Regions from separate parts of the Homo sapiens genome. Here region 1 is linked to region 2. The links are chromatin loops, found by intact Hi-C in ENCODE. Cell type or tissue: heart right ventricle. All regions are shown on one strand. Links, peaks and the distances in the headings refer to the core of each region. The heading gives the core; the rest is flanking DNA.

The links. Hi-C counts contacts between places; a loop is a spot of excess contacts. Peaks named below come from ENCODE experiments on the same cell type or tissue, not always from the same donor. Only the 100,000 strongest peaks of a DNase experiment are listed, where the experiment ranks them.
Region 1: it touches region 2 in a loop (2.4-fold over the local background); 42 of 110 quality-filtered maps call a loop at or near these places.

What each region holds. Positions count from the first base shown.
Region 1 is chr14:55,453,035-55,457,424 of GRCh38, forward strand. No RefSeq gene overlaps it. Among named protein-coding and RNA genes, the nearest start is that of TBPL2, 15 kb to the left of the region's middle. In heart right ventricle, for the core only: no CTCF peak of the experiment used is centred there; a DNase peak (open chromatin) is centred at 1,775; H3K4me3 peaks cover 662 bases; H3K27ac peaks cover 876 bases.
Region 2 is chr14:55,570,809-55,575,198 of GRCh38, forward strand. No RefSeq gene overlaps it. Among named protein-coding and RNA genes, the nearest start is that of KTN1-AS1, 7.1 kb to the right of the region's middle. In heart right ventricle, for the core only: a CTCF peak has its summit at 2,064; no DNase peak of the experiment used is centred there.

The sequences.
Region 1 (4,390 bases), core at 79-4,078, 120 kb before region 2:
GAAACTCAGCTCTTTGTTTAGAATATTTTAGCCTCAAGAGTACTGTCTTAAAGAATATTGGAAGACATATGGGATTTCTGCTGAAAAGTACCATACTAGGACTGTATACTGGGAGGCAGAATAGTGCTGTGGCTAAAAGTATAGGCTTTGGACTCAGTGTCCCTTGTCCTGAGAATGTTTGAGAACTTTCTGGGCTGATGAACTTGTGCTGTTTTCTGAAGGAGCAAGAGCATATTTTAGCCTCACGTGGCAGTTTTCTGGTTGTATCCCTAGGTTTGCTTGTATTGGAAGGAGCGAATAAAATGGGGCCAGGTGCGGCGGCTCATGCCTGTAATCCCAGCACTTTGGGAAGCTGAGGTGGGAGGATCACCTGAGGTCAGGAATTCGAGACTAGCCTGGCCAAGATGGTGAAACTCTATCTCTACTAAAAATGCAAAATTAACTGGGTGTGGTGGTGGGCACCCATAATCCCAGCTACTCAGGAGGCCGAGGCTGGAGAATCACTTGAACCCAGGAGGTGGAGGCTGCAGTGAGCCGAGATTGCACCACTGCATTCCAGCCTGGATGACGGAGGGGGACTCTGTCTCAAGAAAAGAAAAAAAAGCGTCCTCTTATATAGCCTTGATCTTTACATTGGTCTTGGGGAAAAAAAAAGACTTCGATACAGTAACTGTAAGTGGTACTGGCTGCAAAACCTGTGATGTTAGGACCTGCTAACGGAAGTTAACTTTGGCCATGATGTTTAATCTCACTCAGCCTCAGTCTTCCCATCTGCAAAATAAGGACATTAAAAGCAATTGCCTAAAGAGACAATGTCTAAAAGTTTTAGTATAGTGCCTAGCCATGCTCAGGGGCTTAGTAAATTTCAGGTACATTTCTAGAACCCAGATCACCTTGCTAAAATGTAAAGTTTACCTCACTCCATGCTTCCGCAAATCTGCATTGTTTTCCACACTGAGTTTAGAATAAAACACAAATTCCTGAGCCTGGGCAAACAAACATAAACCTTCCCATCTTCAGTTCCCAAATGACACTTCCAGGCTCTGAAAAAGCTCTGAGTATCATTGTTCCTATAGTTCCCTCAGCTGAGAATGTTATTTTTCGATTCTCTGTCTTCGGAAATCCTTCCTAGCCTTCAGATGCCACCTTCTGTGTGGAGCCCTCCTTGATCTCCCAAGACAAAGCTAAGACACAGTGTTTCTTCTGAATGCCCATAACAATTTGGCCTGTGTTTCATTTAACCTTGTCCTACATTTCATTGTTTACACTCCCTTCTGGATTGCACACTCCTTAAGGAGTGGAAGGTTGTTGATTCGCTTTTGCATCCAGATAATGCCTAACAAAAGATAGGCAGCCTTTCATAAATGCTAGGCGTGCTTAGTATAATTCCTTCCTGATAGGAATCAGCAGCAGCTCTAATGCTTTTTAGCGGCAGCATGTTTGTAGAGCAGCTAAAGGGGAGGTTTGAGGAAGGACTGTGCCTGCTCTTTCCTTCTTTCTACCCCCAGTCCCCAGAAGCAGAGATAGAGTTCCTAGGTCTCCAGCTCTGCATGCTTGACTAGCCTCCCCTCGCAGCGTTTTTGCTGGAGAGGAAATAGAAATTGTTCCTGATTTAAGTGCATGCATCCCATCAGAGGCAGGCCAGGGCCCCTGCGTCTTATGAGTCAGCAGGCATTAAGCCAAGCTCATCTCTTCCCCTTACCTAAAAGCCCACAAAGCAGTAAACTCATTATCACTGCGCAGAGAATAATGAATAGGCCAAGGACAGATCAGTCTGGATTGTTGCCAGGGCTGCTTTTGTACGGAAACAGGCAGCGAGCCATTTTGCCTTCAATCGCTCGTTACTTACACTACTCACTGCCTGAACCAGAGACACCCACTTGACATTATGCAGTAGGTACCCCGAATACTGTTATCAAACAACTAGGTCTACTTGCCTGGCACAAAAATCCAAACACTGACATCGGGATTGCAGCGAGAGAAAGTGAGGCATTTATTGCCTGGCACCAAGCAAGGAGAATCAGGCAGCTCAGGCTGAAGACCCAAACTCCCCAAGAGCTTACAGGTAAGGATTTTTAAAGGCAGGAAGGCAGAGCTTACAGGCAAAATCATAAACCAATACAGGAAGGCTGGCCGGGCACAGTGGCTCATGCCTGTAATCCCAGTACTTTGGGAGGCCGAGAAGGGCGGATCACTTGAGGCCAGGAGTTCGAGACCAGCCTGGCCAATGTGTTGAAACCCCGTCTCCACTAAAAATACAAAATCAGCCGGGCATGGTGGCATGCATCTGTAATCCCAGCTATTTGGGAAGCTGAGGCAGGAGAATTGCTTGAACCTGGGAGGCGGAGGTTGCAGTGAGCCAAGATTGCAACACTGTACTCCAGCTTGGGTGAGAGTGAGACTCCATCTCAAAAACAAAAACAAAAAACTTGCAGGATATACATTGGTTTGACCTGTATAAAAGGTGAGACATCTTGAAGCAGGCACCCACAGGTCGTAGGTGGAGTCAAAGATTTGCTGATTTGTGATTGGTTAAGGAGGTGGAGCTTTGTCTAAACATTTGGGATCGGCAGAAAATAATGTTAGTTTTGGCTCTTGGGTGTGATCTCCTCCAGGCCCCTCAGAAAGAAATTTATCTTTTTTTTTTTTTAACTTCTTTTTTTTTTTAATTAATTAATTTATTTATTTTTATTGATCATTCTTGGGTGTTTCTCGCAGAGGGGGATTTGGCAGGGTCATAGGACAATAGTGGAGGGAAGGTCAGCAGATAAACAAGTGAACAAAGGTCTCTGGTTTTCCTAGGCAGAGGACCCTGCGGCCTTCCGCAGTGTTTGCGTCCCTGGGTACTTGAGATTAGGGAGTGGTAATGACTCTTAACGAGCATGCTGCCTTCAAGCATCTGTTTAACAAAGCACATCTTGCACCGCCCTTAATCCATTTAACCCTGAGTGGACTCAGCACATGTTTCAGAGAGCACAGGGTTGGGGGTAAGGTCACAGATCAACAGGATAAGAATTTTTCTTAGTACAGAACAAAATGAAAAGTCTCCCATGTCTACCTCTTTCTACACAGACACGGCAACCATCCGATTTCTCAATCTTTTCCCCACCTTTCCCCCCTTTCTATTCCACAAAACCGCCATTGTCATCATGGCCTGTTCTCAATGAGCTGTTGGGTAAACCTCCCAGACGGGGTGGTGGCCGGGCAGAGGGGCTCCTCACTTCCCAGTAGGGGCGACCGGGCAGAGGCGCCCCTCACCTCCCGGACGGGGCGGCTGGCCGGGCGGGGGGCTGACCCCCCCACCTCCCTCCCGGACGGGGCGGCTGGCCTGGCGGGGGCTGACCCCCACCTCCCTCCAGGACGGGGTGGCTGCTGGGCGGAGACGCTCCTCACTTCCCAGATGGGGCGGCTGCCGGGCGGAGGGGCTCCTCACTTCTCAGACGGGGCGGCTGCCGGGCGGAGGGGCTCCTCACTTCTCAGACGGGGCGGCTGCCGGGCGGAGGGTCTCCTCACTTCTCAGACGGGGCGGCCGGGCAGAGACGCTCCTCACCTCCTGGATGGGGTCGCGGCCGCGTAGAGGCGCTCCTCACATCCCAGACGGGCGGCGGGGCAGAGGCGCTCCCCACATCTCAGACGATGGGCGGCCGGGCAGAGACACTCCTCACTTCCTAGATGGGATGGCGGCCGGGAAGAGGCGCTCCTCACTTCCTAGATGGGATGGCGGCCGGGCAGAGATGCTCCTCACTTTCCAGACTGGGCAGCCAGGCAGAGGGGCTCCTCACGTCCCAGACGATGGGCGGCCAGGCAGAGACGCTCCTCACTTCCCAGACGGGGTGGCGGCCATGCAGAGGCTGCAATCTCAGCACTTTGGGAGGCCAAGGCAGGCGGCTGGGAGGTGGAGGTTGTAGCGAGCCGAGATCATGCCACTGCACTCCAGCCTGGGCACCATTGAGCACTGAGTGAACCAGACTCCGTCTGCAATCCCGGCACCTCCGGAGCCTCAGAAAGAAGTTTAGAACAGCGGTCGGAGTTCAGTCCTCAGTTCCCCCTTATCAGAGGTCTCTGTACCAGTGTACCCATTTAGTGGAGGTCCAAATTCTGAAAAACAACTCAAGAATATATGCTAAGGTGTTATCTTTAGTTTCTCTTGGGAACCAAATATTCGTGTGACTCTAACTTCCTTGGCTATTGTTTTAAGCTACTGTTACCGTCTTGCTTATCAAATTGCTCATTTACTTGTCAAGGCTAGCTAGGTGACTGTAAATTCCCTTGAAGGAACTCAAGATTTTATTTCCCTGCTTGGGGTTGGGGGTGGAGGAGGGTGCTGCAAGCCCTTAAGAGGGGTCCCTGCTCCGTCTCAATACTTGCCCAATAGCTCTGAGAATTCTTG
Region 2 (4,390 bases), core at 321-4,320:
GATCCATGATTCCAGTAAGAATAGCATATCCCTTCTCTGTCTGTTCGGTGGCTGGAAAAACACATAAACGACCACCTGGAAGCCTCAACTGTCAGATCAAATAGGATATATTTATCTCCTGATAGAAGTCTTCCTCCCCTGGCATCCAAGACCTCTAAATATGCAGAGATTAATAGGTATAATAATAAGAGCTGGCGGGGCACGGTGGCTCATGCCTGTAATCCCAGCACTTTGGGAGGCTGAGGTGGGCAGATCACCTGAAGTGAGGAGTTCAAAACCAGCCTGGCCAACATGGCGAAACCCTGTCTCTACTAAAAATACAAAAATTATCCCAGTGTGCCGGCACACGCCTATAATCCCAGCTACTCGGAAGGCTGAATCAGGAGAATCACTTGAACCCGGGAGGCTGAGGTTGCAGTGAGTTGAGATTGAGCCACTGCACACCAGCCTGGGAGACAGAGCAAGACTCCACCTCAAAAAAAAAAAAAAAGAAAAAAAAATTAAGAGCCATTCTCACTTCTTCCTTTTGGTTTCTGCACCTATATATTTTGTCTACAGATTTTTTAAAAAGTCATACAGATTTGTAGCTGATTTGGAGCACACATATTGCATCTGGTAGAACAGCACTCTAATGCCTCGGTCTCTGTCTCTCATTTGTCACCAAAGCTGTTTTTTTGATAGCCATTCCAACCATTCTGTAATGTTAGCTGCTGCTTGTGAATTCTTTGCCCATTGTCTCACTCTGCTGTGATTATCAGTTTGTCAGAAGCAATGGTGTGTGGTGTGTCAGAAGAGCCATGTGGATGAGGTTTCGACTGAAGTCAAGGAAAGAGAAGCATTTCAAGAAGTGATCAGTGCTGTCATATGTAACAGAGAGGTTTTACCAGATGAAGACTGAGATGCTTCACTAGAGTTAGCAGCAAGAATGTCATTGGTGACTTTGGTGAGAAGTGTTTCAGAATCTAGTTGTGGGTACAGAAGCATAATATGAGGAGTGAATGTGAGTGAAAATACTCAGTCAAGTAAGTGACTCCTTTTGTTTTTTTTTGAGACGAGGTCTCACTCTATCACCCAGGCTGGAGTGCAGTGGTGTGATCTCAGCTTACTGCAACCTCCACCTCGCGGGCTCAAGTGATCCTTCCACCTCAGACTCTGGAGTAGCTGGCACCACAGGCACACACCACCATACCAAGCTAATTTTTGTATTTTTTGGTAGAGATGGGGTTTTACCATGTTGCCCAGGCTGGTCTCAAACTCCTGAGCTCAAGTGATCCACTCACCTCAGCTTCCCAAAGTGCCGGGATCACAGGTGTGAACCATCACACCCATCCTAAGTAAGTGACTCTTAATTAACCAGTCAGCCAACCAACCAACCAACCAACCAACCAAAAACCTGGCTTTGCAAGAAATGAGGTAGATGGGGTGATCTGGAGTTGGAAGTAACTTTTTTTTTCCCATTTAAGTGGAGAGAGCTCTCAATGCACTAATGACTGACAGAGAGGGAGAGGTTGGAAATACAGACAGAAAGGGCATTGCTGATGGAGTGAGGTCCCTGAGGGGGCTGAAAAGGCTGACATCCAGAGCTCTGTGTCATGAGACTTGGCATCTAGAGAAATTATTCTACAGCCTTCATGGAATAATGATTTGTAACAGAGCTTGGAATCTATTTGCTTTTTCTCATAAATAGAAAATTTCCAAAACAATATACAGAAGTACCAAAAGGTGGCTTTAAAAAAATTGTTGACTCAGAAGAAATTGGTATACTGGAGATGTGGTCAAAAATAAATGGAACAAAGCCTATGAAGGTTAACAGAGCTGTCATGCTACAGGGGGAAAAACACTGGGTAAGGGCTGGCTGGGGTCCAAGTGTTATCACAAAGGAACTGAATAGGAGTCAGTAAACAGGAGCGAGGGTTAAAATGTGAGCACCACTTCAGAGGACAAAAATTTTTGAATGCATGTTTTACATTCAAACACCTAACAGGATGCTATGCACGTTATAAATATTTGCTGACTTGATTTGATTTGTTGCTACTGATCTGCCCTCGCCTGGTCATATTAAGAGTTATTTGGACAGCAGTGGTGATGGTTTATGCTGACATATCGACATTCTCTAGCCTGATTCCTCAGGCCAGGTTTATCCCTGCAACATAGTTGGTCAGGATGAAGGTTGTGCAGGCAGTGAAAGAGAACTTTTTTGTTTTTCTTTTATATGACACATATATGACAGCCTGCTGCCTGTATGTTGACCAAATTTTTTATTTAGGCCTTGTTGAAGAGCTAATACTGATCACCTAAAACTGATCTAACTTTCCAAGCAAATAAAACTTGTCAAGTGAGGACTAAAGAACTACAAAGTAACCTTCCATTACTGGGAGCATTCTTTAGGGATCTTACTAGCAAAAGTGTAGCATTCATTATTAAAGAGAGCCATGGAAAATCTTCCAGAGACTTCCCCAACCACACCCCAACCCCCCAGAGAGGAGGAGAGCACTAGCAGCATAAGATGCATGGGTAATTAGATTAGAGGATAAAGACTGCAAGGCTGATTTTTAATAAACACTTTAAAGTATTTACAAAAAAAGTGACCATCACAAAAGATACAAGGAAAGGTTGCAAACCACTGGGTTTTGCTTTTACATTTTTTTTTCTGCAAATTTTCTACAACAGCCATAGTTTTCTTTTCTTTTCTTTTTTTTTTTGAGACGGAGTCTGGCTCTGTCACCCAGGCTGGAGTGCAGTGGCGCCATCTCAGCTCACTGCAAGCTCCGCCTCCCGGGTTCACACCATTCTCCTGCCTCAGCCTCCCGAGTAGCTGGAACCACGGGCGCCCGCCACCGCGCCCGGCTAATTTTTTGTATCTTTAGTAGAGACGGGGTTTCACCGAGTTGTTAGTCAGGATGGTCTCGACCTCCTGATCTCGTGATCCGCCCTTCTCAGCCTCCCAAACTGCTGGGGTAACAGACGTGAGCCACTGCGCCTGGCCTCAATAGCCATAGTTTTCTTTTGGATTTTTCCCTCAGTATTTTATTGTGAAAATTGGGAAGCATGCAGAAATGTTGAAAAACAGTGCAATGTACACCTGCACACCTACCACTTAGACCGAACAACTGTTGACATTTTTCCATGTTATCTATATATATATTTACTAAATCATTTGAAATGAAAGTAAGTTAGACATCATTAATTTACTCCTAAGTACTTAAATGGGTGTTTCTGAAACACAAGGATATTGTACATAATTCTGTAGTATAAGCACATATATAATCATTCCCAATAAAATTAACAAGTCCTCTAATATTCAATATTCAGTCCATATTCAAATACCTCCCATTTGTACCAAAAACATCTTTTATAACTTTGTTTTTTGTATGAGGATCCAATCAAGGGTAACTTACCATGTTTCTTTGATCCGTCTCTTTGGTCTTTTAAAATATATAATAGTCTTCCCAAATTTATTTGTTAATTTTAAAGTCAGAAAGAAATAGATGTTAAAAAAAACAACAACCCAGGATATTATTTAAAAGTTTTGCATGTGTTACTTCATTTAGTATTTACTAAAACAATTACAATAAAAGTATGCTGGTATTTAAAAAGAAATAAAAATGTTAGGGTTATCTCTAGATATAAAACTATAGGTGATTTTTCAAAACTTCTTTTTATTTTTTTCACAATGAACATGCAATTTAAAACGTTTATAAGATTGAAGCCAGGTGCGGTGGCTCACGCCTGTAATCCCAGCAGTTTGAGAAACCGAGGAGGGTGGATCACTTGAGGTCAGGAGTTGAAGACCAGCCTGGCTAGCATGGTGAAACCCCGTCTCTACTAAAAATACAAAAAATTAGCCGCGTGCAGTGGCAGGCGCCTGTAATCCCAGCTACTCGGGAGGCTGAGGCAGGAGAATCGTTTGAACCCGGGAGGCAGAGGTTGCGGTGAGCCGAGATTGCGCCACTGCATTCCAGCCTGGGCAACGAGAGCAAAACTCCGTCTCAAAAAGAAAAAAAAAGGTTCTAAGATTGAGTTCAGAGTGATAGAAGAATTACATAACTGTGAAGAACATTAAACCTTTAAACACTGGGTAAGTAGCTGCTGAGAAAGGGTGTTGAATTATATGTAAAGCTTTTAAAAATAAAGGTTGGGAACTGTGGCTCGCGCCTGTAATCCCAGCCCATTGGGAGGTTGAGGCGAACAGATCACTTGAGCCCAGGAGTTCGAGACCACCCTGGGCAAAATGGCGAAACCCTGTCTCTACAAAAAATAAAAAATTTAGCCTAGTGTGGTGGCGTGTGCCTGTAGTCCCAGCTATTTGAGGGGGCTGACGTAGGTAGACTGCTTGAGCCCCAGAGGTCAAGGCTGCAGTGAGCTGACATTGCGCCACTGCACTCCAGCC